Regions from separate parts of the Homo sapiens genome. Here region 1 is linked to region 2. Evidence: read pairs that join two places in POLR2A ChIA-PET (ENCODE). Cell type or tissue: A673. All regions are shown on one strand. Links, peaks and the distances in the headings refer to the core of each region. The heading gives the core; the rest is flanking DNA.

Evidence for each region. Peaks named below come from ENCODE experiments on the same cell type or tissue, not always from the same donor. Only the 100,000 strongest peaks of a DNase experiment are listed, where the experiment ranks them.
Region 1: POLR2A ChIA-PET joins it to region 2 with 14 read pairs; 8 of 35 experiments call an interaction of 5 or more read pairs at or near these places.

Annotation. Positions count from the first base shown.
Region 1 is chr12:93,421,502-93,436,507 of GRCh38, forward strand. The region is part of intron 1 of UBE2N (ubiquitin conjugating enzyme E2 N); the gene reads right to left. Among named protein-coding and RNA genes, the nearest start is that of UBE2N, 13 kb to the right of the region's middle. RefSeq lists an enhancer at 4,888-4,937. In A673, for the core only: no CTCF peak of the experiment used is centred there; no DNase peak of the experiment used is centred there; H3K27ac peaks cover 1,039 bases.
Region 2 is chr12:92,997,931-93,012,936 of GRCh38, forward strand. LINC02413 (long intergenic non-protein coding RNA 2413) reads left to right here. Exons shown (of 4, transcript XR_945212.3): 2 at 5,807-6,043; 3 at 8,164-8,299. It overlaps LOC643339 (a long non-coding RNA gene), which reads right to left. Exons shown (of 5, transcript NR_040096.1): 4 at 6,584-6,668; 5 at 5,828-5,893. Among named protein-coding and RNA genes, the nearest start is that of LINC02413, 15 kb to the left of the region's middle. RefSeq lists an enhancer at 10,037-10,346. In A673, for the core only: no CTCF peak of the experiment used is centred there; no DNase peak of the experiment used is centred there.

The DNA of each region.
Region 1 (15,006 bases), core at 4,108-6,607, 420 kb after region 2:
CATAAGCAGTAAATGTCTAATGTTTGGCAGGGACAGTAAACAGCACGGGAGTTAAAAGGGCTATTTTCAACCCTTCATAATCGTGAAGTGGTGCTTCATGAAAAAGGTAAATTTAAGCCATAATGTCATAAATTTTTTTTTCTTTTTGAACTGGTAACCAGAAAAGTATAGTCTTATTAAGATAAAAATAGGAAAAAAACTGATTTGATTGAAAAATTGGTATATACTATTTTGACTTGGAATTATCAGATGGTAAACCATTTTGCCTATCTTTGATAGTGCATGAGATCAACATGCTCTAAAATGTTTCGTGACTTTGAAATATAAATTTACTTACAAATGTTTACTCATTGCTATTTTGTTCATGGCATTGTGGTATTAAATAACTGGAAGGAAGAGTAAAACTTCTTGGCATCCAGCAGTTTATTTCATTGTGAGTAGTCAAGGTCTTAAGGTACAGGAGGTGTGAGTTAGGATACTATTAATATATGAAGAGCAGAACCAGATTACAGGGCTATTATGTTCTTGTTTATTTCTAAAGACATTTTTAAAGTTTTCTGGAAAGATTAAAAACCTCGTCTCCATCTTTTTTCCCTCTTTGTTTTTTCAAAGATTTCCAAATATTGGCATCACAGCTAAAGATGGTGTCAACTATTCCTTCATAAAACACTCATGAAGTTCTTGGTGGTAAAAATGTCCTTTGAATATTCAGCACTATAATTAGTAGACTCGTGGCAGTCAAGCATCTCCATTTTCTATGGTTCCTGATTTGATGAATGACATAACACTTCATTGCCTGAACTTTTCTTAGCACCAGCTCAAAAAATAAAAATAAGACTTTAGTGATTTAAATAATGTAGCTGTCTATCTTAATGAACTCTGTTATCTCAGGAATGATTTGACAGAGATGTCTCAGAATGCTGAATGAAAAGAAAGGACCTAGCTTAGTAACACAGTTCATTGGGACTGCTGTGTGCCATGGTCCTCGAGGCACTATTAACAAACCTATTGCATATTTTAGGTTCTGGGAGTGGGTATATAACTTAGTAGGTGAGGTAGGAAATGTTCTTCTGTATTCATCTTGAATTAAAATTAGGGAAATTTTTTAAAAGCCTGTTTTATGTGGTGAACACTAAAATAATAAGATTTATTAGCAAAAACCAGTGAACTTGGTTTTTTTCTTTGATCCAGCTTTTATGTAAAAAATGATGTAGATTGTGGGTTTTTTCTTTCATAAAATTTTACTTGTTTTTTTCAAGTTGGTAATTCATTTCAGGCCCTTATGTGTAATTTTAGTCATTTGTCTATGTTAACTATTAAACAATGTTAAAAATTCCCCCACTCATTCATATGTTCCTTTAGCTCCCACTCTTTAGTATAATGTTGGAGCTGGGAGATAAGAAAATTGTAAAAATTTTAAGTAACTTGTAGAAAAAGAAAAACTTACCCGTGGTCACACAAAAGGACTGCCTGGAAGCATTTAGGGCAAAATGAGGTTGGTAGTATGCATCCAGCACTTCTTGCGCATCACAAGCAAAGAAATAACCCATTCTGGAGAGAACTGCAGTAGTTACCACTAAGACAGCAGCAGAGTTCTAGTGGTAGCATTCTGCGCTTGACATCAATAATCACACCGCACACACTGTAGAATGTGTTGCACACAGTGTGAGCACTGAAATCATCGTGATGTGATTCTGAAGTTTGTTCCTGGCTCCCTCTTTTCTTTGGCCCTCCTGAAGAATGTGTGAGGTAACTAATAACTCTTAATATCATTTCTGCTTAAACTAGCCAAAGCTGGCTTCTGTTGGTTGCTAAAATGAAGTCTAAACTCAATAGGAAAGGAAGTGAAGAAAAGGTTAAGAGTTAGCAGACCAAGGCAGGAGGGGGTTGGGGGCTGGTAAATACGTTAAGAAGCTAAATAACTCTTTGGGATTAAATGAAGTCAAAAGAGGAGAGCATACAAGTCAACCAATCTCTTTATCAAAGAACTTCTACTTAAAACCTTTTAGAGGAGGAGCTAATTTCACATTAGACAGTTAAATTCAACTAAGCAGCCTGGTGTACCTAGCGTGGGGAGGGGGAAGAGGCTCAAGAGTTAGCACATCTGAATTTAATTCCAATTTTAATTGTACCAATGTGATATGTGACCACAGACAAATCATTTACCTCTCCAGCCTTCTAAAATGTCCCTTGAACATTTAAAAGGTTCTCTATAGCACCAAAATTGTCTGAATACTTTATTATTATTAGAATGAGTTGAATCTTATTGCTATATGCTTCTTTCTACTGGAAGGTCCCCTTTTGTAATAACATTCTTTAGGCCTATAATTACTGTTTTAGTCTTCCCTGCTGAAGGAGAAGGATATTATGAACTGTCATCCTGGTATTTATGCCAACGTTCAATATCTAAATAAAGAGAAAATTTGTTGCTAAGGGCACCTGCTTTTTTCCCAAGTTTTTTTCACTTGCTCATTAAAGAAATACATAAAATTAATCTAAATAAAATTAGCCATTCTCCTAATAACCAAAATCCAATTAACATTCTAGAATGTTTTTTGTTGTTGTTGTTCTGATAAAGACAAAAGCCCTTAAAAACAGTTTAATATGTTTACATTTTTTCACTCCTGTGTCACTGCAGCCACTTTCCTCAAGGCTAGTTGATTTACAGACAAATCAATATTCTTTAAAAACCATACGGCATAAACAGGTACTTTTCCTGGCCTACAAGCTAGTGACTATACTAGTATAGCTACCATGTATTTACTTACTCGACCCTTTTTCTTCAGGTTACTTCTGGTTTCAAATGCAGCAATCACAACAAAATTTAATGCCTGAGGACTCCATAATAGGTAAGGCAAGACAAGAACAGATGGAAGCAGAGCAGTTGAACTTTTCAGCGAAGCAAACAAAAAAACAAGTTACATTTCGCTCAGATTTGCATTCTCAATCCAATTGTACCAGTAACACAATTTTGTATAAAATCCAAACCATCAGGAAAGAAAAATTAAAACAGTCTTTCACACTCTGCATACTAACTCTGAGATAAATTAGGAAACATGAAAGCATGCAGATATTGGAGGGTTGTCTCCCACACAGTAAGCATCCTCTCTCAGGGCTAACCATACCGCACAGCTTCAGGAGAGGACCATTCGTATGACAGTCTGCATAAATGGCGCCTCTTGAAGTTATACAGTGAAATACTTTGGATTAAAAAATAAAACTTCAATTTAGCAGTTGCAAAGATCAACTTTATTATTACCTAACCCATGGAAAATGGATTACACATATGATAATTTTAATGAAATCAAAATGTTATTTACCCAAAACATCCCATTTTGCTATCCACTGTCGGTAAATGAGCATTCATTGTGCTTTCACAAAATCTATGCCTCACTTCAGAGAGTTATATTTAATGTTATCTATTTTGTGAAACAAATACATAAATGAACTTTGTTTCGTTTATGAAACGAACAAACCATTTTCCCACACACTAGGAAGACATTCAATCTTTTTATGTTTATGGTGAAGCAGCATCTTTGCAAAGTCAGAAAACAGTAATAACCAACACTACATAAGGCTCAGTATTACGTTAGGGTCTGTTCTTTACATTCTAATCCTTCCAATTACCATAGAGCTAGATTAGTATATTAAGCAGATAAAGAAGCAGAGAGGTCAAATGAGGTTGCCCAAGCTAATATTTGGCAGAGCTAGAAATCAAACTCAAGAGTCTGGCCTCAGATTCTTTGTTCCTGCCATACATAAACATACATTTCATATTCCCTAAATCAGTGTTTTGCTCTAGAGAATTAGGAAGTAAGGCTCTCTGAGCCATAAAACATTATTTTAGTCATGAAAAGCAGCATTTCTACCATCTTGAAAGTCAATTGTCAATTAAGAGGTCAGCAAAAGACTACAGTAGGAATGAACCTTCTGTAAGCCATCCCTTACACACTTTGCTACCTTACTGTCTCTCCAACTAAACTAGTTCCTAGAGATCAAGGCCTGTGTCTAACATTTGCAGACCCAATGTTGGACACCAGTGTGTCTTGCATTTCTTACTGGTTAATGAACAGATCAACTGCAGAACTACCTGAGACCAACCCCACAGAGTAAGGAAAACCACTGACTGGGTTAAAAGGAAATTCAAGAACTTCCAAAAATAGTAGGCCTAGCCAAGCAGTGACTGCAAAGAGCAGGAGTATGCAGAAAAAAAGACTTGCAAGACTCCAAACCGAATCTTTACAAACTATTTCACACGTCTGTCCAAAAGCCTTAGCTTTGACACTATTCCTACAGGTCATACACTTAAATGGACCAATTACGAAGCACCAGAGATACCAGCCTTATCACTTCTTTTGCCCCTCTAGGCAGCTTCAACAATCTAATAAGCATTTTCCTCAATTTAAAAAAGTGATCATTGCCTCAATAATCACGAGTTGACATATTAAAGATGATTCTTTCCCCTACCTCAAGGTTTTGGGAAGAATCTGAAATGAAACAGCTTGGTTAGGGACTTTAATATTTCACAGATTATCAATTAGGTCTGAAATTTGAACAGTCTTAAGAGATCCAGCTGGAGTAAATAACTCAGCAGATTTTTTACTCTTCTGTGATTTCAGATTATCTCGTCCTGCACTACTAAGCCAGAAGAGGAAATGATCCAGACAACTCAGATTTTAATGTAACTGAAATAAGCACAAACTTACACACTAGGGCTGATGTATTACAATAGAGTACGATGGACAATAATACTGGGTCAAATTCATCCACTTCATGTGGACAGCTTGAGTCTCCGAAAGAATGCGACAATACATTCAAAGAACATAAATGCTGGAATCAGTTCTTGCTAGCAACACGAGCCAGCAATGTTATTATGTGAAACTGCATCCAAAAAAAAAAAAAAAAAAGCTACAAAGTCATAAAAATAGCCCTGAGAATAACTAATTTGAATAGTGTAAGTAAACAGTTTTCTTGAGGAAGGAAATCGGGTGGCTGGAACACAGGTAGGAGACACCCTGCAAGTCAAACAAGCTTAATCAAAACAAGAGCTAAAAAAACCCTATAAAACCCCTAATCTGACAAGTCTGAAGTCAAGCCACATACTGCCACATCTCAAGGGCTTCTTACCCATCCCTATCTATCCTGGGCTGGGCCAGGCCAGGCAGTTTTCTAAAAAATCTCTGCCTTAGGAAACTAGTAAGTCAGATATAAAGTCAATCAATGTCTCTCACTTTCCTTCTACACTTTTGTGATTCTGGAGGTAGGACTCTGCCAGGGGCTCCTAGTTTAAGTCTGCAGATAAGGGAGTGTTAAGGGAAAACTGCGAGAGACGACAGTGCTGTCTCCCCTCTCATGGGTGCATCAGCAGATTTTTTTTTTTTTAAGCTCATCGGCTATCATTAGTGTTAGTGTATTTTATGTGTGGCCTAAGACAATTCTTTTTTTTTTTCTTTTGTCGCCCAGACTGGAGTGCAGTGGCACGATCTCGGCTCACTGCAGCCTCTGCTTCCCAGGTTGAAGCAATTCTCCCACCTCAGCCTCCCAAGTAGCTGGGATTACAGGCGTGTGCCACCACACCCAGCTAATTTTTGTATTTTTAGTAGAGACAGGGTTTCACCATGTTGGCCAGGCTGGTCTCGAGCTCCTGACCTCAAGGGATTGGCCCGCCTCAGCCTCCCAAAGGGCTGGGATTACAGGCGTGAGCCACCATGCCCAGCCATGAGACAATTCTTATTCCACTGTGGCCCAGGGAAGCCAAAAGGTTGGAAATCCCTGTTCTAAAGCAATGCAGGCTTCACATGTGACTAGTTTTATGAGAGCCAATACAGATTACCTATCTCCTAAAAATTCTACCTTGCTTCCCTTCAGCACTATCACTTTTTAAAAGGTTTTATTTAGAAAACACTTCAGGTAAAATATTTACAAAGGAATGAAGTACTAATACATGCTACAATATACATGAACCTTGAAAACATGCTAAATGAAAGAAGCCAGAAAGAAAAGGCCACATATTGTATAATTCCATTTATATGAAGTGTGTACAATAGGAAAATCCATAGAATTGGAAAGCAGATAAATGGTTGCCAGGGGTTGAAGGTAGAGTGACTGCTAATGAGCACAGGGTTTTTCTTTTTGGGGTGACAAAAATCTTCTGGAATTAGCAAGTGATGATGTTGTACTACTTTGTGAATACATGAAAAAACCACTAAACTGTACACTTTGAGTGGGTGAATTTTATGGTATGAGAATTATACCTCAAAAAAATAAATGAAGCATTTGAGTTTTCCTTCAATATTCAGTGAGATTTTGGAATCTTACCGATGAATTAGAGATTGGAATAGTAAAAGTAAGTGAAGGGAAAATAAATATCTATTACTTGACTATTTAGTATATAACATATTCACAGCATGTTAACAGAGTTTTCAGTTTTTTGAGATAGGATCTTGCTCTGTCGCCCAGGCTAGAGTATAGTGACACAATCTTGGCTCACTGCCGCCTCAACCTCCCAGGCTCAAGTGATCCTCCCATTTCACCCTCCCAACTAGTAGCTGGGACTACAGACATGTGCCACCACACCTGGCTAATTTTTGTATTTTTTTGTAGACATGGGGCTTCTTCATGTTGCCCAGGCTTTTCTCAAATTCTTGGGCTCAAGCAATCTACTTGCTTCAGCCTCCCAAAGTGCTGGGATCACAGACATGAGCCACCGCACCCAGCCAACAGAAATTTTAGTAATGAATATATATTCATGGACTACACTTCTGAAGAAAAGAAACTTCAAGTTAAAAGATTACTTTTGAAGCTAAGTATCTGTGATCCAAGCATAGACATGCTGACTCAAGTTACACAGTCTTAGTTCAAATATCTCCTGGGTCTGGTATGTCGACATTCTACTCCCCCTTTTCTACTTATGCTTCAAAATTCAGCTCAAATATCATCCTCTAAAAACCTTTCCCTAAACCAACCTTGAGGGTTTTCCAGGCCAGTCTGTCACTTCTTTGGTGTTCCCATTGATGCCTTTGTATTCAATATACAAAGCAGTGCTAGCTGTATGATTTTACTTTTGTCTCCCATTCTACCCATCTTTGCATTGAAGCCAAGCACACATATGACCAGTGTTTCTGCAAAGTGTACACTAAAATCATAAGCAGCTCTTAAAACAACAAAAATATGTTGGGCTGGCAATGTTAAATTTACAAACTTCCCCAGATAATTCCAATGTATAACCATGAACTAAGTACTCAGACTAGAAACAAGTGTTCAGAGAAAATAGCCCATAGATTCTTGTCTTGGCATCCTTGCCAATACATCAGCAGCCCTGCCAATTAAACTAGGAGAAGAAATAGGCAAGGTCTGGCCAAGTACTTCTCTAAGCACAGTCAGTGCTGGCCCCTGAACAGAACTTGCAGCACTTTTAGTTTAACCCTTACCTGAACCACAACAATAAAGACAGGGTCCTGGACAGTGCACTTTATTTGAAAAAGTGTAGGCCAGGCGCGGTGGCTCATGCCTGTAATCCCAGCACTTTTGGAGGCTGAGGCGGGCGGATCACGAGGTCAGGAGTTCAAGATCAGCCTGACCAACATGGTGAAACCCCGTCTCTACTAAAAATACCAAAATTAGCTGGGTGTGGTGGTGCACGCCTGTAGTCCCAGCTACTCAGGAGGCTGAGGAAGTAGAGCTGCTTGAACCCAGGAGGCGGAGGTTGCAGTGAGCCAAGATCACACCATTGCACTCCAGCCTGGGCGACAGAGGGAGACTCTGTCTCAAAAAAAAAAAAAGAAAGAAAGAAAACACAAAACTCAACTTGATATATAAATGAATGCAAGATAACTCTAACATATTTTTAGACTTACTGAGAAAAAAAATTCTCGTTTAAAATTAGTCTGATTCAGTGGTACTTTAAATACAGTCATGCGCTGTATGAGTTTCAGTCAATGATCAACTGCACAAAAGACAGTGGTCCCACAACATTATAATGGAACTGAAAAATTCCTATTGCCTAGTATTTACTATACTATACTTTTATTGATTATTTTAGAGTGTATTCCTTCTGCTTGTTAAAAAAAAAAAAAAAAGTTGACTGTAAAACAGGTTCAGGCAGGTCCTTCAGGAGGTATTCCAGAAGGCACTGTTGTCACAGGAGATGACAGCTCCATGTGTGTTACTGCCCCTGAAGACCTTCGAGTAGGACAAGAGGAGCTGGAAGACAGTGATACTGCTGATCCTGAATAGGCCTAATATGTGTGTGTATGTCTTAGTTTTTCACAAAAAAGTTTTTTTAAAAAAGATTGTAAGAGAAAAAAGCTTATAGGATATAAAGAAAATATATTTTTGCACAGCTGTATGATGTGTGTTTTAAGCTAAATGTTAATACAAAAAAATCAAAAGTTTAAAAATATAAGTTTATAAAATAAAAAAGTTACAGTAAGCCAAGGCTTATTATTGAAGAAACATTTTAAAAAATTTTTTGGTGTAGCCTAAGTGTACAATGCTTATAAAGTCTATCGTAGTGTACAGTAATGTCCTAGCCCTTCAAATCCACTCACCACTCACTCACCCAGGGCAACTTCCAGTCCTGCAAGCTTCCTTCATGGTTAAGTGCCCTATACAGGTATACCATTTTTTATCTTTTATACCAGATTTTTACTGTACCTTTCCTATTTTGATACACACATACTTACCACTGCATTACAACTGCCTACAGTATTAAGTACAGTAACATATTAAACAGGTTTGTAGCCTAGGATCAACAGACTATACAACATAGCCTAGGTGTGTAGCATGCTACACTATCTAGGTTTGTATAAATATACTCTATGATGTTCACACAATGATGAAATTGCCTATGGTGCATTTCTCAGAAAGTAACTCCATCGTTAAGTGATTCAAGACTGTATATTTTGCCGGTAAGAAAGAGCAGCAAAGAGTCCCTTCTCACCAGAACCACAAAATTCCTCAAATCCAGGACTGGCTGGGTGGGGAGGGGGAGGAAAAGAATATGCCATCCAGACCAGAGGCATTCCATCTTAAAGTGAACTATGTTACTAAACAGGGTCTCATGTTTGTAGGAAAGCCTCTAATTAAATTACAATAAAGAGACTTCTGATTAAAAAAAACCAAGAAAAGCGGCAGGCTCAGTGGCTCACGCCTGTAATCCCAACACTGTGGGAGGCTGAGACAGGAGGATCACTTGAGCCCAGGAGTTCAAAACCAGCCTGAGCAACATAGGGAGACCCTGTCTCTATGTAATATATATTATATATGTATATATATTTTATATTGTACATAATATATATTTTATATATATATAAAAAATTTTTTTAAATTAGTTGGGGATGGTAGTGCATGCCTGTGATCCCAGCTACTCGGGATGCTGAGGCTGCAGTGAGCCATGATCATGCCTGGGCAACACAGTGAGACCCTATCTTAAAAAAAAAAACACAGCCAAGCGCAGTGGCTCATGCCTGTAATCCCAGCACTTTGGGAGGCCAAGGCGGGCGAATCACAAGGTCAGGAGTTCGAGACCAGCCTGGCCAACATGGTGAAACCCCGTCTCTACTAAAAATACAAAAATTAGCCGGGTGTGGTGGCGGGCACCTGTAATCCCAGCTACTCGGAAGGCTGAGGCAGGAGAATCGCTTGAACCTGGGAGGCAGAGATTGCAGTGAGCCGAGATCGTGCCATTGCACTCCCAGCCTGGGCAACAAGAGCAAAACTCCGTCTCAAAAAAAGCCAACCAACCAACCAAACAAACAAAACACAACCCAAAACAAGTAAGCTAAGCACTTAGATCCTGTTCTTAAACATGTTTCCACTTCATGTGTCCAAATGATACAGTATAAAAATACATGCACTGCCAGTTATTATCTAGGAATAGACATGTTCTTCAGTATCCACAGTCTACAGAATCAGACCACCTGGGTTCAAATCATAGCTCTAGAAACTAATAAGTCCCTCTGTGCAGGTTCCCATAGCTATAAAATAGGAATGATACTAATATCCACACATCATAAAACTGCAATTAGAATTAAGTAAATTAATGCACGTAACATGCTTAGAACAGTGCCTGGTACACGATGCCAATGAAAGATGTCTATTTTTACATAATAAAAACTATATGACCAACCTCACTTCAGGAACAGCTGCCACACTGCATGCTAGTGAATAGTTCACAGACTAAATATGAATTTCATAATTAGAAACACTTTGTTTGCCTAACAATTCTTGATGCCAACTCTTTGAACACAGTCATTAAACAGTAATAATTATTTTTGATGAGACCCTGATTCTATTATCCATCACATACTATATTTCTAGATGATGCCATGCTTTCTGTCTCTCCTTCCAGCTTTCATATCTGCTGCCCCATGTGCCAAAAACTCACTCACACTCCCTCCTTCTCTTGGCCCAGCAAACTCTTACTCTTCAAGTTTAAAAACACTTCCTCGGCTGGGCGCGGTGGCTCCTGCCTGTAATCCCAGCACTCTGGGAGGCTGAGGCGGGCGGATCACGAGGTCAGGAGTTTGAGACCAGCCTGACCAACATGGTGAAACCCTGTCTCTACTAAAAATACCAAAATTAGCCGGGTGTGGTGGCGTGCACCTGTAATCCCAGCTACTCAGGAGGCTGAGGCAGGAGAATTGCTTGAACCCGGGAGGCAGAGGTTGCAGTGAGCCAAGTCACGTCACTGCATTCCAGCCTGGGCCACAGAAATTTGTTTCATGACTGTGTTTTCCATTACACAGGGATGCCTTTCTTGTTCACCTGGCTTACTGGTAAATGCATATTATGCATTCAATGAATGTCCAATTAATTGAACTGAAAAAAAATCTCATGAATGGATAATAAAGAGACACGCAAATCACAAGGTTACAGAAAACTGAAATTTGGCCTTGGGATCGGCCTATGTTACTAAAACCACTTTGTCCCTGCCTCATAGTAAGATGGTAATCTAGTTGTCTTTAAGAGTCACAAAAAAAAAAAAACAAAACAAAACAGCTACTTACTAACATTTTCCCGAGTATAAGCTATAATCTTAAGAAAGTTACAGAGCAATAAAAAAATCACCAATGGTTTCATGATATAAATTTGTTAGTTCTTTCTAGTGTTTCCTTAACTACAATGCCTTCAATCCCTAGAACTGTAAAGACTTTCAAAATATAAATTCATTTGCCCAAAATTAACCAAACTGACAGAGACATAATGTGAAGGTATTGAAAACTAAAAAAAAAATTGAAAATCTAAAGACAACATAGCCAGTTGTTTTAATGCAAAATATGTCAACCTTAGATTCTGAAACCAGTATCTAAAATTACTTTAAATTACAGTAGAATCCTAATTATTCAGAAGCATCTCAGTTACTGGCCAATTCAAAACCAAAAATGTCTGTGCCTAAGTACTCAAGAAATTTTAGAATAGCTTCATTCAGGTTTTTTTTTTTTTTTGAGACGGAGTCTTGCTCTGTTGCCCAGGCTGGAGTGCAGTGGGGTGATCTCCGCTCACTGCAAGCTCTGCTGCTCCCGGGTTCACACCATTCTCCTGCCTCAGCCTCCCGACTAGCTGGGACTACAGGCACCCACCACCACGCCCAGCTAATTTTTTTGTATTTTTAGTAGAGACGGGGTTTCACCATGTTAGCCAGGATGGTCTCGATCTCCTGACCTTGTGATCCTCCTGCCTCGGCCTCCCAAAGTGCTGGGATTACAGGCGTGAGCCACCGCGCCTGGCCAGGATTTTTAAAAAATATAAAATGCCCCCAATGGTGTCATGTAGCCCTTGAAAGAATGAATAATAATGAAGTATTTCTGTTGATTCTGAGGGCTCTTAACCAATTATCCAGTTCTTCCAACCACACAGTCATGTTTCTGCCACAAAAGACCCTAGGGCCATCAATCACTTCACTTGGGAAGAAATTTTAAAAGCTGCTAAGATTTTAGCTGAAGTTAAAAGATTCCCTATTATTTAATTGCCTAATTGGTATATCCACATTCATTCCTTCATATATTACATTTGCAAAGAAAATTTCAACTCTAATGAAACAACAGTCCAACTCGTTTTTCGCATACACACATAAGAATTCTTTTCCTTGATATAATATTATTACATAAACTATGCCTCTCATATTTATTTTGTTTTTAGAAAGCAGCACTGTATAAGATACGAATTTGGCACCTAAATCAGAACTCTGATTACTATAATTGTAATGTCAAAAGCCCCTGCTGGATGCTGCTGTCCTCATTTCCTTGTTTCTAGTATTTATTTCTATAGCACATATGCATCCATAGTTCATTATAACAGAAAACATAATGTGTGTTCAGAATCCATACAACTTGAATCTGTAGCATATTTTCTTCTTAAATCCATTTACACAGGTAAACTATCCTATAAGGTATAGGGAAAAAAGAAGAAGAACCGAATTGTACATCAGGAATCTGGTCATCCAACTTCTTTGGCCTACAAATTCCTCACCAGAGAAAGAAAAGGATAGAACAGATGTTCTCTAATGTGTAAAACTCTGGTGGCTCACTCCCGTAGTCCCAGCACTTTAGGAGGCCGAGGTGGGTGGATCACGAGGTCAGGAGATTGAAACCATCCTGGCCAACATGGTGAAACCCGTCTCTACTAAAAATAAAAAAAAATTAGCTGGGTGTGGTGGCGCGTGCCTGTAATTCCAGCTACTCGGGAGGCTGAGGCAGGAGAATCGCTTGAACCTGGGAGGTGGAGATTGCAGTTAGCCGAGTTCGTGCCACTGCACTCCAGCCTGGCGACAGAGCGAGACTCCGTCTCAACAAAAAAAAACTCTGGTTTTAAGAGTGGTCATTAACACGTGTGGAAAAAATTCCAAACTTGAGCAAAGCAAATGCATAACATTTCCAGTCACAGTCATTTAGCACAGTGAATACTAAAGTACTTGATAATTTGACAAAACTTAATTTCACTTGTGCAGGAGTTGATCAATCTGGACTAAAGGAACTGCTTGACACAGAGGAGCTTAAAAAAGAATACTGAACTGACTGCTATTTTTAACTTACTTTCAGTTATGCTCACATTTCATAATCAAAACATTAGATAGTATATTAAAACAGTATCTTTAGAGCCTGAAAGTTTAATCACTATCAAAAGCAGTTCAAGGATTCTTAACATGGAGCACATGGAGACCTAGGGAATCCACAAATAAACTTGGCAAGAATCTGAATCCCCAGAAGTCATACGTTAAAAAAAATAGCTTTTTTTCCTAGGAAGAGGTCAGAAAATTCTTAAGTGAGACAACTGAAAGAACTAAAGAACCACTGTTCCTAGTCAAATTTTTTACAAGTTTTTTCTTAAATTCCAAAGGTGATTTTAATTACAACTTATAACAAATCTGTCTTCATCATAATGAGTTTGTATTTATTTATTTATTTATTTATTTATTTAAGAGACAGGGTCTTGCCTCTATTACCCAGGCTGGGGTGCAGTGGTGCCACTAATAGCTCACTGCAGCCCCGGCCTCCTGGATTCAAGGGATCTTCCTGCCTCAGTCTTCTGTTAGGATTACTGCATGAACCACCATACCTGGCTAAGTTTCCCTGCCCCCACCTGGAGGTACATATATTTCTGAAACATCATGGTAACTTTTCCATGCCTTTTTTTAATTGGAAGAAAACATTATCAGACAAGTATTTTCAGAGCTTAAAACAACAGATAGGACAGGCGCGGTGACTCACACCTGTAGTTCCAGCACTTTGGGAGGCCGAGGTGGGCAGATCACCAAAGGTCAGGAGTTCGAGACCAGCCTGACCAACATGGTGAAACCCTGCCTCTACTAAAAATACAAAAATCAGCTGGGCGTGGTGGCATACACCTGTAATCCCAGCTACTAGGGAGGCTGAGGCAGGAGAATTGCTTGAACCCAGGGGGCAGAGGTTGCAGTTAGCCGAGATCACGCCATTGCACTCCAGCCTGGGCAACAAAAGCAAAACTTCATCTCAAAATAAGAAAAAAAAAATGTTCAAGGCAGAGAGTAAAGCTACTCCAGTGGCTGAGGCAGGAGAACTGCTTGAACCTGGGAGGCAGAGGTTGTAGTAAGCCGAGATTGTGCCATTGCACTCCAGGCTGGGCAACAAAGCAAGACTCCCGTCTCAAATAAATAAAAGGTGAGTTTTCTAAATCACTTTTCTTACAAAAAAAAATACCTTATGCACTAGAATACCTATCAAATGAGTGGCTTTTAAACAGTAACAGGAAAAAATGTGTGTACTTCAAAAAATCCTATTAAAAAAGTAAACTCAAGTCTCAATGTAAAATCAGACTGTATCTGATTTTTAAGAATTTGAGGCTAAATCACACCAAATAGAAGAGTAAATTTTTCCACTGCACTTCAGCCTGGGTGACAGAGACCCTGTTTCAAAAAATTAATTAAATGTATTTTCTTAAGTAAATTTTTAAGCACCATAGACAAGGGACCAGTGGGGAAGGGAGACATAAAGTAAATTCTGCGAAAGACTGGTAAAATTCTAATTCCAGCAGGTTGACTCACTAGGTTTTAATCAAATAAGTCAACCCCTAGGGTAAGTTAACTACTTTTTCCCAAGACTGTATTTTATCATTTTCATTATTATCATTATTACTATTTTGAGACAGGGTTTCACTCTGTCGCCCAGGCTGGAGTGCAGTGGCGCGATCTAGGCTCACTGCAGCCTCAACTTCCTGGGCCAAACCAATCCTCCCACCTGTCTCCTGAGTAGCTGGGACTACAGATGTGTGCCACAACACCTGGCTAATTTTCATTTTATCTTTTTGTAGAGACAAGGTCTCATTATGTTGTACAGCCCAGTCTTGAAACCTTGGGCTCAGGGGATCCTCCCGCCTCAGCCTCCCAAAGTACTGAGATTATAGGCATGAGCCACAGTGCTCAGCCCTCATGATTAATTCTGAAAAGACCATTAAAGGAATGTCAGTCACTGTATCAACGTAACATGTAAAGCTGAAACAGATTTGGTTTTGACCAAGGCCATAACTATA
Region 2 (15,006 bases), core at 4,100-6,599:
CATCTCCATTATTAATAATAAAAAAAAAAACCTTGGTGAAACAAAAAATACATTGATAAATGGTATGCACAAAACTGGCTTACTAGATGGAGAGGATAAAAAATTCTCTCTCTGACACACACACACACACACACACACACACACACACACACACACACAGTCTAAGCTAAATACCTGAAGTTGTTTATGCTTCTGGTAGAGATTGGTCTTGGGCTTCTGATTCAGAGGCAGAAAGCAGAGGCGAAAGACACACTCTTTCTTTTTTTTTTTCCTTTTTTTTTTTGAGACAGAGTCTCGCTCCACTGGCAGGCTGGAGTGCAGTGGGGTGATCTTGGCTCACTGCAACCTCCACCTCCTGGATTCAAGCAATTCTCCTGCCTCAGCCTCCCGAGTAGCTGGGACTACAGATGCGTGCCACCACACCGGCTAATTTTTGTATTTTCAGTAGAGACGGGGTTTCACCCCATTGGCCAGGATGGTCTCGATCTCTTGACCTCGTGATCCACCCGCCTCGGCCTCCCAAAGTGCTGGGATTACAGGGGTGAGCCACCACACCCGGCCAAGACACACTCTTTCAAGCAAGCTTCCTGCATCAGCACATGGGATCCACTACTTAACTCCTTCAGTTAGTCACTCTTGGCCTTGCCATTCATGGAAATTCCTCTGAGATTCTCACAACAAGCCAGTTCTCATACATTGTCTCAGTATATGGTATTGTGAATTGAGTTTTATGATTTCTTTTTTTTGGTCTTCATTAGTATTTTATTGCAAACTTGGAAAAAGGCACGTGAGGAGCTGATAATCTTATCCAGGTTTAACTACACTCAACTTTTTGATTATTGAAGCCAATGCATTAAAGGTTTTCTCTAACTCTGTGTTGTTCACAAATTTTATTTTCATATCCTTGTTTTCATTCAAGTTCATAATGACTATTTGAATAGGTCAGAGTCATAGACAAAGCTCTCAGACAAATAATTAAGAGCTTTCCCACAAAGCTGGTATAGACCTACTGGTTGACCCTACGTGGGGATAAGGCACTTCCTGATTCTTTCCCTTTGTATCCCTCCTCTCTATAGCTTAGGCCACCTGACTTCTCTCTATGGGCGTGGTCTCCCCCATTTGTCTAGGGATAATACTCAGAATTTGAAGGTCTCCAGACCAAAAATCTAGAACTCAGCACAGGATTGTGATTCCTCCTTGTACAGTGCTGGCCCTTAGGGCTAACAGCCGAGCTTCTGCCATGCATGTGACCCTTTCTTTTTTCTTTTTCTTTTTCTTTTTTTTGACAGGGTCTAACTGTGGCCCAGGCTGGAATGCTGCGGCATCATTACAGCTCACTGCAGCTTCGACCTCCCCAGCTCAAGTGATCCTCCTGCCTCAGCCTCCCGACTAGCTGGGACCACAGGCATGTGCGACACCAACCAGCTAATGTTTTTTTTTTTTGTTTTTTTTTTGTTGTTGTTGTTGTTTGTTTGTTTGTTTTTAGTAGAGATGATGTCACATTATGTTGCCCAAACTCATAGCTGGTCTTGAACTCCTGCCCCCAAGTGATCCTCCTGCCTTGGCCTCCCAAAGTGCTAGGATTATAGGCATGAGCCATTGCACCTGGCCAATGCTTTCTGAAATTACCGTTTCAATAAACTGCTTTTTATCCCCATTATTCTCTAACTGGAGTACCTTTATATTTTTTTAAAAACATGTTTAAACTTGGGATCTTTTCATCCATTTTGCATATATCCTCATGCAGAGACTTCTCCCCACCCATACCCCAATACTAAAATTACAAGCCTGTGGCCTGTCCATCTTTCTGTGGTGCCCATTCTTGCCTGCCGAGGACTACCATTTGCTCCTGACTCAAGTACACTGCCCACTTATTAGTGTGCCCACCATTCCCATTAGACACTTGCCAACCTCCCCCATCCTCTTTGTTTGCCTGAACCATGTATCTGTTTGTTACCTGTCACAGTATCTTTATTTTTTAAAATTTATTTTAATTGTAAATTGACAGATTATAGTTGTATATATTTATGAGATTGTTGTGGCTCAGAAAACAATATCCCAAAGTGAAGGCCTCAGAGGTAGCCTCAGAAGCAAGTTCTCTCTGACCTTCTCCTTCCCTCCTGTCTCTGGCCCATCAGTCTCCCCCGAGGCTAGCCATAAAAACTATAATCCTTCTTCCCCAAGGTGTGTTATAGAAACTAGAACTCCTGTTCCTCAAAGCCAGCCATAAAACCTAAAAACATTACTCTAACCTCCTGCCACTCCCCGACCTTCCTGTGTAAGACCTGGCCATAAAGAAATCTCTGACTTACATTGTTTAACGATAGGTCATAAGACACTCATTCCAAAAAGGGTTCTGCCTCATACCTGGAAGGAAGACAGCTGCACAGAGAGGCCAGGAAGAACCTTAACAGACAGGCCTTGCTGGGATTCCCCACTCGGTCTATTTCCATAAGATTATACCTTTTCTGTCCAAACACAGTTCTACACTGCGGTCCATTCTTCATGGAACCTAAGTATAAAAATGGATGGTTTTACCTGTATCTTTGGGTCTTCATTCTAAAGGCTCCCATGTCATATAAAACTATGATTAAATAAATTTGTATGCTTTTCTCTTGTTAACCTGTCCTTTTTTATAGGAGTGTCAGCTTGGACCCTCAGGATGGGGAGAAAAGGGATCACCCCCTTTCTATCCCTATGAGGTACAAAGTGATGTTATGGTTCTCTTTTTCTTTTTTTTTTTTTGAGACAGGATCTGGCTTTGTCACCCAGGCTAGAGTGCAGTGGCACAATCTCGGCTCAGTGCAACCTCTGTCTCCCGTGCTGAAGCAATCCTCCCACCTCTGCCTCCCGAGTAGCTGAGACTACAGGTGCACGCCACCAAGCCCAGCTAGCTTTTGTAATTTTGGTAGAGACAGGGTTTTGCCATGTTGCCCAGGCTGGTCTTGAACTCCTGGGCTCAAAGCGATCTACCGCCTTGACCTCCCAAAGTGCTGGGATTATAGACGTGAGCCACCAGGCCCAGCCCATGATGTTATGACTTATGAATACAATGCGGAGTAATTAAATCAAGCTAAATAACATATACATCACCTCAAATACTTTTTTTTTGTGGTGAAGACATTGGAAATTTACTGTCTTAGCAATTTTGAAAAGTACTATACACGATTATTAACTACCTTCACCACGCAGTGCAATTTATCTCAAAACCAAACCAAAACACAACCTTGCTCCTCCTGTCTAACTGAGGCTGTATACTTTGACCATCAACTCCTCATTCCCCCAGCCCCCAGCCTCTGGTAACCACCATTCTACTCTCTGTTTCTATGAGTTTGATTGTTTTAGATTCCAAATATAAGTGAAGACATACAGTATTTGTCTTTCTGTGCCTGGCTTATTGCACTTAGCATAATGTTCCCTAAGTCCATCTCTGTTTTGCAAATGACAGAATTTCTTTCTTTTTCAAGGCTGTCACTGTACCTTTAAAATGCCATGATCTGTTAACCAGTCTTGTCTTCCTCAGCATCTTGTCTTTCTTCAGCACTACATCATCTCCTCAATATTTTTCCATCCAATATTGGCCAAAATATTATAAGCAATTTTATCAAATGCTTGCTGAAATCCAATATGTGATGGTGGTGACTTCCTCCGGCATGTAATCTACTAATCCTATCAAAAAAGGAATGTTTAGCTTGGCACGCTTGGTCTCAGTGAATCCGAAGTAGTTACCACTGTTTACCTCTCCTTTCTTTAAATGCTTGCATGTCAAATATTGTTCCATTCTCTGGAATGACTTTTACCTGTGAATGGAATCTTGAATGTCATTCTACAGTAAAATTCTCAACCAAAAAAAAAAAACAAAAAAAGCCACTGATTTCTAGTCATCAATCTATAAACACTAAAGACATTTTACTAGTTCACATAGCAAAAAAATTCTGAGGTAGGGTGGTTTCAGGTTGGTTGATTCAGCGTCTCAATAATATTATCAAAGACTCAGATTCTGGCCAGGCACAATGGCTCATGCCTATAATCCCAGAGCTTTGGGAGGCCTAGGTGGATAGATCATTTGAGCCCAGGAAGTTGAGACCAGCCTGGGCAACATAGTGAAACCCTGTCTGTATAAAAAATACAAAAATTAGCCGGGCATGGTGGCATGAGCCTGTAGTCCCAGCTATTCAGGAGGCCAAGGTGGGAGGATCACTTGGGCCTGGCAGGCAGAGGTTGCAATGAGTGGAGATTGTGGCACTGTACTCCAGCCTGGGTGACAGAGGGAGACCCTGTCTCAAAAAAAAAAAAAAAAAGACCCATATTTTTTCCATATCTGTGCTCTGCCACCATCATTATGATGGCCTTATCTTTGGCTGGTTCTCTTCATGGAGGCAAGGGAGCTATGGCAGCTATGACCTGCTTTTCTACAGGTCTTCTTTTAGGAGCAAGAAAAGCATCTAGGAGCTCCCCTTGCCTGACCTGCCACGGTTTTATTTCACAGAACTGGGTCACTTTCCCCCTCCAAACCAGTCACTGGCAAGCTGAGACAGATCAGAATTTAATCCCGAGACATACAGGGAAGAGATGGGTAAACCCTTGAAATTGGCTGTTTACCAACAAGAGAAAGTCGACAAATGCTCTGGGCTAGGAAACCCTACTGTCTGGTCCAGACTGGAGGAATTACTGTCTAATTTGGAGAGTGGTCATATTTGAAGACGGTTACTGATGAAGACCTATTAAAATAACATGGACTTTTTATCTATTCAAAACAGCTTAAAACAGGACTGTGTCCAGAACAAAGGGGTAGATTAAGTTATCTCTAAAATTCCCGGCCAACTGTTTAATGCTGTGATTCTGTTCTCATTGTTTTCACTGTGGAAACTGCTTGCAATTTGGAAGAGTGCGTGTCAGCAATGTTTGTGCTGCCAGCAAAAGTGAATAGTTGCTGATCTGTGTGCATTTCCCCAAATAGCACATTTGTGGAAAACTGAGTCATGGGGATTCTAGGTACTGTGAATCCATCATCTGCACAATTTTCTGAATGCCTTACATCTTAGACACTGGCGGCTTCCCTGTAAATAAACAAATTGTAATGAGACAGTTGACACATAACATGGGATTGGCCAAAGCAAAGCAGGTTTAGCTAACTGGTTTTCCTCTGGCAAATTGTTCCTTTTTTTTTTTTTTTTTTTTTTTTTTTTGAGACAGAATCTTGCTCTGTCACCCAGGCTAGAGTGCAGCGGCATGATCTTGGCTCACTGCAACCTCCGCCTCCTGGGTTCAAGCGATTCTTCTGCCTCAGTCTCCCAAGTAGCTGGGACTACAGGCGCGTGCCACTGTGCCTGGCTAACTTTTGTATTTGTAGTAGAGACAGGGTTTCACCATGTTAGCCAGGCTGGTCTTGAACTCCTGACCTTGTGATCCACCCTCCTCAGCCTCCCAAAGTGCTGGGATTACAGATATGAGCCACCTTGGCCGGCCATTGTTCCTTTTTATTTATTTTGCCCTGAAAGCAGATGATGGTGTTAAATAAAGCAACAAATTAAATGTGGATGTTAGTGCTGCAATGGAGGAAAACTTGCAGAAAAATTGACCTGACTTATTTAATCAAGTGCAGAGACATTACTGTGCTACCTGGGGAGCTATTCAAATACAATACAATCTATATGCCTTCCACCTGAGCAACCAAGTTCTTACAGCGCTAACTAGAGAAGGTGCAGGGGAGGGGGGGAGGACTGGATAAAGTTATTTTTGTGGCAGTTAAGCTTCGATTACTTGTAGATCCATAAATCATCAGCCAAGGTTCTCTTTTCTCCAGCAGTGAGCACAGGGAGGAGGAGGTGCATGCAAGCGATACTGCAGGGCCAGAATCAGAATCATCAGCACGTAGCAACTGATTGGATTTCTGGAGCAAGAAAGAAGAGTTGAAGATAATGTTGAACTTTCTCATTGGGAGATTTTACTAACATTATTGAGCAATTACTGCATGATGGATGTTACGCTAAGAGCATTCTACAATTATTATACCTCTTACGTCTCCCAGTAGTTCTGTTAAGTAAGTACTATTGTTTTTGTTTTAGAGACAGAGTCGGCTCTGCCACTCAGGCTGTAGTCCAGTGGTGCAATCTCAGCTTACCATAGCCTCGGGCTCAAGCGATCCTCCCACCTCAGCTCCCCAAGTAGCTGTGGTCCCAGCTGGCTCCATATGAAAAGCCTCTTGCTTCCTTAATTACTAACCAATGGTAATAGTTTTTTTCTTTTTTGTTTTTTTCAAGAGACAAGGTCTTGCTCTGTCACCCAGGCTGGAGTGCAGTGGTGGTAACATAGCTCACTGCAGCCTTGAACTCCTGGGCTCAAGGGATCCTCCCACCTCCGCCTCCTGAGTAGCTGGGACTACAGGCATATGCCACCATGCCCAGCTAATTTTCAAATATTTTGTAGAGACCAGGGTCTTGCTAATTGCCCAGGCTGGTCTTGAACTCTTACCTCAAGCAATACTCCTGCCTCAGCCTCCCAAAGTGCTAGTACTTCAGGTGTGAGCCACCACCCCCGGTGACCAACAGTAATTCTACACTTCAATCTCTTGCATCCTTACCCTTATCTTGTGTCCTTATGATCATCATAAATAGCTCATTTGGCCGGGCACAGTGGCTCATCCTGGGCAGCACATGAAACCTCATCTGTACAAAAAAATATAAAAATTAGCCAGGTGTGGTGGCACATGACTGTGGGCCCAGCTACTTGGGAGGCTGAGGCAGGAGAATTGCTTGAGGCTGGGAGGTCAAGGCTGCAGTGAGCCGAGATCATGCTTCTGTACTCCAGCCTGGGTGAGAGAGCGAGACCCTGTCTCCAAAATAAAATAAAATAAAATAAAAGCTAATTTGTCTCAGGCTTTGAATTAATCTGCATTAGCTCATGTAATTGTTGCAATAACTCTATGTGGTAGGTACTCTCAGCCCTGTTATACAATGGGTTTGAAATGACTACTGATATACAGAGGTTTGAAATGATGTTACTTGCCCAAGTCTCATGGTGAATGGAGGAGCAAGGAATGGAACTCAGCTCATTTAACACCAAAGGTCTGACCACCACACAGCACTGCCCTCTTTAGCCAAACTAATGTTTTTGTCTTTCTTACTTTTGACCCATTTTATTCCACCTTTCTGAGGTATTTTCAGCATTTTCATTAAGCTAATGAATACAACAATTATTTAAGCAGCTAATCCTTAAATATGCTTCTATAAAATGTCCTTTTAGTTTCATTTTCTCCTTATCACTCCCCAAACCCACCAGACCTACACTTCATATTTTCCCAAACGTGTATACACAAGGCATTCACCTGCTTTTATATGATGTCCTTTCCTGTTCATCTCAACCTGGTAAGGTTAAGAAGGAAAATGATTTTACATATCAGAGGGGAGAGTGCTACAAAAGAATATGAGACACAGACAATTTTGTAAAAAAAAAAAAAAACAACTTTGTATGAGATACCTTATGTACATACACAGAACAGTTAAATCCTGGGCAACATGAAAAAACCTCGTCTCTACAAAAAAATACAAAAATTAGCTGGGCATGGTGGCACAGGCCTGTAGTCCCAGCTACTTGGGAGGCTGAGGCGGGAGGATTGATTGAGTCCTGGAGGTCGAGGCTGCAGTGAGCCATGATTGACAGAGTGAGACCCTGTATCAGAATAAATAAATAAATAAATAAATAAGAATATAATAAGCCAAAAGTGAAGTACAGTGAATGACTAAGTGTTCTAAAGAAAAATAAAAGCAACAGTCCATGGAAGAGGTAGACCTTAAGGATGAGTGGGATTTGATGGGAAAAGGGTGGAAGCTAGAGTGAAGACAGAAATCAACATCTCATTACTGACAGCTATTTATCAAGCACCTCCATGTGTTTGGCCATTAAATTAAAGTTTTGAGGATAGAGATGGAAAAGCTGCTTGCTGTCTTTCTCCCAAATACTCTGTGTTTGGGAAAGGCTTAAACAGATAGCAAAATACACAGTGACACAAAGAGGCACACAATACACCGAGCAAGAGTTTCAGGCATTCTGAAAATGCAGGGGACATATCCCAGTAAGAATGGTAAGCCCTGGGACAGAGGGTGAGCGGTTTACATGGATCAAAGGGCTCGCTCATGATAACAACAGCCTTCTCTAAGCCAGGCACTGAATACTGTGGATACAAAGAGCCCAGAGTCATCAAGAGGAACCAGGAACTCTAACATGATGTGTGGAGCAGGCTATGCAAAGAGGGGTACCTCTCCCAGTCAGAGGCATCAGAGAAGGCTTCCTGGTGGAGGTGAGTAGGAATCACGTGCAATCGTGCAGGCGAGGCGGGGAGAGGACACTTCTGAGCAAAGAAACTGGTTAGAAAATGTACTGGTGTGTAGGGAGAAAGAGGGCCTCCAGGTCACTCAGGGTTGCTATGAGAGCACGAAGTTTAAGGCCAGGAGCAGTGAGATGACATGGAAGAGAGAGGTGGTGACTGGCTGCCTTAGGGAGCCTGGGCTTGATATTGAGCCAGGAAAATGTTTTAAGCATCCTTTAGGTTAGGGAGCTGTATGAATTAGATTCAGGTTGAGCCAAGGTTTTAGCAAGCTTCAAATGCCAAACTGAGCAAATCTTCCCTCACTGTGAGTTTGCTGTGATCACTGTTCTTATGGTTCAGAGAATAACTGTGCTGTAGATATTAGGCTCAATTCAAAGTGGAGCTGCTGAAAAATTTATTAGTGCTGGAGTGCATAGGATGCTGTTCATGCATGACTAGCATTTCAAAGGGCTGTAGATTAAAAGTGAGAGGTCTCTGAAGTCCAATTTCAAAACCCAGAGCCTCTCCGCCACTTATCTCCTACTTCGCACCAATCCTGGAATGAGTCTATAGACCACTGTAACTTCTCCTTCTCAACTTCCACATCTTTTCTTCTCTTTCTATTAGCAACCTTTATATTCCCTTTGGGTGTTTTCTTTTTCTTTCTTTTACCACTTATGATGCCCACATGGTCATACTATGGGAAATGCAGAGCTGAATCCCATTAGAGTCCATTGAGAGCCTGCTGTGCTCCAGGCATTGTTTGGGGCATTTTAAAACATTATCTCATTTAATTATCCTAGCAACAGTAAAAGGCGGGTGTCATTTTACATGAAGAATTCGTGGCACAGACAGGATAAATTACTTGCCCAAATTCACACAACTAGTAATGGACAGAGGTTTTTCACATAAGCTTTTTGGATGTGAATTGGAACACACTCGTCTCTGTGAATTCCCAAAGCTCTTGGGATAACAATACAAAACTTTGTCATGACCTACAAGGGTTTGGATGGCGATTTCTCCGCTCTCTCACCCTACAACCAAACCCAGACAATTGGCATCCAGGGCCCAAGGTCCTGGCCACTCTGGCATACTGTCTCTGGGTTTCGAAACAGTTCATTTAGGATCCTTTATATACAACGAGTTACAAATCATATTCTGTGAGTTTCTGATCTAAGTTAACAGTTCTTTCTTACCAAGGAGACGATGAACACACACACAGACAAGAAAGAGCTGCAGGGAAGTAACAATAACCTCCAACAGGTTCTTAGTTGGAACGGACCCATCACAACAGACAAACAGGAGAAAAACAGAAGTTTATTAATATGGATATTTTATACACGCATGGGGGACATCCAGAGAATGAGTTTTCAAAGAGGTGGCTTTAAGTTCCAGTTTATATATAGCATCTTCAACAAAGAACAATAGATTTTTAGACAAGTGGCAAGACAACAAGAAAGGACTTTTTGAGTTTCTGTGAGCAGGCTGGCAACTCAAGGAAAAGCAAACAAACAGCAGATAAACGCTAGTTAGGAAAGCCTGCCAATGCAAATTCCTCTGGTTCCGACTCTAGGCTGATGAGGGTCTAAAGCTGTCTTCAGTGGTTAAACTTTTCTTGAGGGAAAAGGCGGGGGTTGGTGGCCAGGATATTTTTTGCCTTTGTAAATCTATGTCCTCCTTTTGGACAAATTGAGGCAGAGACCTCTCCTGTACCTGTTTCTTCTTGAGCATCTTCAGCTCAACAATCCTTCATATTTTGGGGAAGATATTCTGGTCTCCCACAGAGCCTTTCAAAGAAGGTTCAGCTCTGGTCTGGGTTCCTCGTCTCTCACTATTATCTGAGTTTGTGTCTCCCACCCTCCTCTGAGTCCATACTGGTCTGTGGAAGAAGGCTGCTTCCCTGAATAAAGGCCCTAATGTTCTATTTGCACAAAGCTCAGTCTTTCTCTATGCTGAACTTGGCTTTATTACTAAGTGGCTGTGAGATTTTCATGTTGTCAACTCTCCTATCTCAGTTTCAGTTTCCTCATCTGTGCAAAATCAGTCATCCCCAAAGTGTTGCCCAGATCAAAAATTTTAGAATTCTATGAAGAGCTTTACCCACTAGTAGAAGAGAGAATTAATACATTCATCAACGAGGACCCCATTTGCACTATTGTCCAGTATAATTATTTAAACTTTCTATCTTTGTGGCATTTATGATTACTTATTGTAAATGAAACTGGTGTGAAGGACACACATTTTTAATGCCTTTAATTGTCATCCAAAGGCGCTTTCCAGCTGAAAAATTCCATGATTCTAAATGTGTATCATCAATTTCATGTCAGGCAGGATCAGAGGCTTGGTCAATATTATTTTTTCCACAGTGAAATTGTGTAAGGCAGGAGATCCTACTTAAGCTAACATATGTGTATCCTTCACAATGGAAGAATAAATAAAAGTATAAGTTGTGGATTTGCTAATAGTTTCTTCCTGCTAAAAATATTAACCTCTTCTATTCCTTAACAATAACTTAACACATGTAGTTTTAGCTTAAAATTTTGGGGAACTTTTGGTGTCTTGAAGTATTTTCTGCAAATTTATTTCTCATCTCCAAATTCTATGTCCCTTTTCTGAATGTTCTTGATGCTACATTTTCATGTATTCATCAACTTGAGATGTTTGGCTCCTTTTTTTTGTTTGTTTGTTTTTGAGACAAGGTCTCACTCTGTCACCCAGGCTGGAATGCAGTGGCATGATCATAGCTCACCACAGCCTCGACTTCCCTACCTTAGGTGATCCTCCCACCTCAGCCTCCTAAGTAGCTGGAACTACAGGCACGGGCCACAATGCCCAGCTAATTTTTGTATTTTTTGTACAGGCGGTGTTTTGGCATGTTGCCCAGGCTGGTCTTGAACTCCTGGGCTCAAGTGATCCTCCTGCCTCGGCCTCCCAAAGAGCTGGGATTACAGGCGTGAGCGACCACACGTGACCTTTTCTACTGTTCTCTGAGCTCCCCAACATTTTCATATTTGCCAAATCACTGTTATGTACAGAGAAATCTCCATCAACTATTTCATTATTTGAAAGAAGCGACGCCAATAAAGAATTTACTCTCTGTTTACTTGGACATAAAGAGCTACTCCAAATTAAGACCTGACATTTTCTCATCTCCTTCTTTGCAATAAAAATAAAATTGAAATTAAACTGGGATAAGTGCAACACATTGTATCTAAGCAGCCATTGTCAAACTGTTTCTAAATATCAACAGTAAAAGCTCTAATCTGAGTCAATTTTGGAATGCACATATATTCCAAAGGGAAATGAATTTTCAAAATGGTATAGGACTCAACATCGCATATTTTAGTCTTCAGGCCAAGCAGGAAAATACTAACAAGCTACTTCTTCCAATTTTGCTATTAATGCAAATTGATGTAAAACTACCTGCTATGGGCGAAACACTCAGCCTCTGCAAATGGTCTCATTCTGAAACTGTCAGTGTCAGAGAAATGGTGTTTCCCTTCCGCAGCTCATTGAAATGGAGATGGCATGGAATGGAGTAAAGGGATGGGGATCTGCTTTCTAATCAGGCAAAATTAGATTCATTTGAATTGGTGCATGGACTGAAATGAAGGGAAAATCCAACCAGTGCCTATTTTTACCTCCTTAGACAGCCTTTGAGCAGCTAGGCATAGTAAAACCATACATGCTAAAATTTCCCACATTGATACAGAATTCATGAGGAAATTATTTTCACACTTTAATGGAATGGGTCTATTGCTTACATTATACAATGTAAGGGAAAAAATTACTAAACTCAGAAGCACATTTCCATATTTCTCATCAACTTAGTTTCTTTGATACAAACATAAGAAGCTACCCCAACTATTACAGAGCACATTTTGCAAATTTCACTAATGCATCGTACTCATGTGACATCAAAAGCAAAAATATCAAAGCAAACACACAGACAACAAATGAAAGCAAACCTTTATAGTGTATCATTCAGTGAAAAATACATGTTCTAAAGAGTTGTGATATATGATACTACGGAACTATAATATATTCCAGTTTCTACAATTTCAGTTCTTTTCAGATTTGGTGTTTATAAAATAACCTAGTAAAGAAGTGGTAGGAGAAAGTGAAATTTTACACAGTGGATTATGTGAAACACAAACTAATGAAACCAGCCAAAGTTTCTGAGTTCTTTTTTTTTCCCAGCCTTCCCCCAGCCAAATGAGTTTTTAATTCATATAGGATTTTTAAAAATCATTTATTTAATTCTCCTATATTTTAGAATAATAGCGTTCCTAGGTTAGTAGTTTTCAGACTTTAAGTTTTCAGGACAGCAAAATTTCCCAAGGCAGTAGAAAGAGCTAACATAGAGTTGCCAAACTGTTAATTTTGCCAATAACAACAATAACAAAAAGCTACCATTGCCATCATTTCAGACAGGAAAGGATATTTCCACACCAAAAATGTAGGAAGTTCATAATGTCAGAATACAAAAGAGCTCTTCCCAAGAAATACAATTTGTTAACCGTAGATAATTTTAAAGGATATACTTATAGTTTTATATACATTTAGAAACATTTATAACATTAAAATTTATTTTATACTACAACAAATATTATGTTCCCTTGGTACAATTTTTTTTTAATTTGATAGCACTATATGTATTTCATACTCTGGTATTTGATAGCACCCATGATGAAGGGCTCTAAGGTGTCATTTGTTTTGGTGTTATATTTTTATCAGTGCCATCATGAAAAATTCTGTTTTACAGATATGAGCAAAAATAAAAACAATAGTCTTAATAGTGTTTTGTTTTTTGTTTTTGAGATGGAGTTTCACTCTTGTTGCCCAGTCTGGAGTGATGGTACGATTTGGACTCACTGCAAACTCTGCCTCCTGGGTTCAAGCGATTCTCCTGCCTCAGCCTCCAGAGTAGGTGGATTACAGGTGCCCGCCACCATGCCCAGCTAATTTTTTGTATTTTTAGTAGAGGCGGGGTTCCGCTATGTTGGTCAGGCTGGTGTCAACCTCTTTAGCTTGGGTGACTCATCCACCTCGGCCTCCCAAATATGCTGGGATTACAAGCATGAGCCACCATGCCCGGCCTAATGCCGTTTCAATTATTCTGACATAGTCTAGGCAAATCAATATGCTCAGGAACAGTAGCTCCCACATTCTCAAGTCCTTCCTTTTACCTTGCTTACAATGGGCAGGTAGAAAGGCCGGTTGAGCCAGGCCAGGTGGGTGGCTGGGACTCCGCAGGAAGTAAGCTCAGGACTCTCCTCAGTTATTGCCCCTCACTTTCAGGGCAGAACCATATGGTCTCCTTGCCTTACAGAGAGAAGCTGGGAATTTTTACAATAGGTGTTCTGTGGGCCAGTAAAAACTCTGGCCCTTCCCGGCATTTGGGAACCATTGAAATGGGTCCTTTAGTCTTTGAATTCCTGAATTTTGTGTAATCCAGAGGAGCCTGAGACTCTGCGTGGCTATGGGTTGAATCCACAGCCATCAAAAAGCACCTTCCCACTGGTAAGTTAAACACAGTACAAAAAGCACTGGTTCTAGGGACAGAAAAGTTGTGTTCAAGTCTCTATTTAACATAGACAGTTGACTCTTGAACAATGTGGAAGTTAGGGGTGTTGACCCTTCCAGGAGTTGAAAATCCAAGTATAACTTTTGACTCCCCACCAAAACTTAATTATTGATAGCCTGCTGTTAACCAGAAGCCTTACTGTTAACATAAATAGTCAATTAACACATATTTTGTATATGTATTATATATTGTATTCTTACAAATAAAGTAAGCTAGAGAAAAGAAAATGTTATTAAGAAAATCATAAGGATGAGAAAATATATTTACTACTCATTAAGTGGATAATCACAAAGGTCTCATCCTCATCATCTTCACATTGAATAGGATGAAGAAGAGGAGGAAGAGAAGGGGTTGGTCTTGCTGTTTCAGGGGCAGCAGAGGTGGAAGAAAATCTGAGTTTAAGTAGACTCACACAGTTCAAACCCATATTGTTTAAGAGTTAACTGTACTTGATTTCATAATGTTTTCTAATGTTTTTCTCATGTTCAGATGGGGGTTGTGGGGAGGAAGACCACACAGATAAAGTGCAGTCAAGAATTCTTGATAGAATTTGGGAGGCCGAGGCGGGTGGATCACGAGGTCAGGAGATTGAGACCATCCTGGCAAACACAGTGAAACACCGTCTCTACTAAAAATACAAAAAATTAGCCAGATGCAGTGGTGGGAGCCTGTAGTCCCAGCTACTCAGGAGGCTGAGACAGGGGAATGGCATGAACCTGGGAGGCGGAGGTTGCAATGAGCGGAGATCGCTCCACTGTACTCCAGCCTGGGCGACAGAGCGAGACTCCATCTCAAAAAGAAATAAAAAATAAAAAAGAATTCTTGATAGAATTCTCATCATATTCTATCAAGGTTACATAGTATCAATAGAACATCACTATTGATATCAACCTTGCTCAACTGGTTGAAATAGTGTTTGTCACATTTCTTCATTGTGAAGTTACTTTTCCCTCTTTCCACACTACTCTTCAGAAGGAAGTCACTTAAAGAATGGGAAGCTATGTTCCACCTCCTTCAGGGTACAGTACCCTCATAAATTGTTTGAAATTCATTTACATGGAAGATTTGTCTATTCTCCTCCATCTATTTATTTATTTGACAATTTATTTAT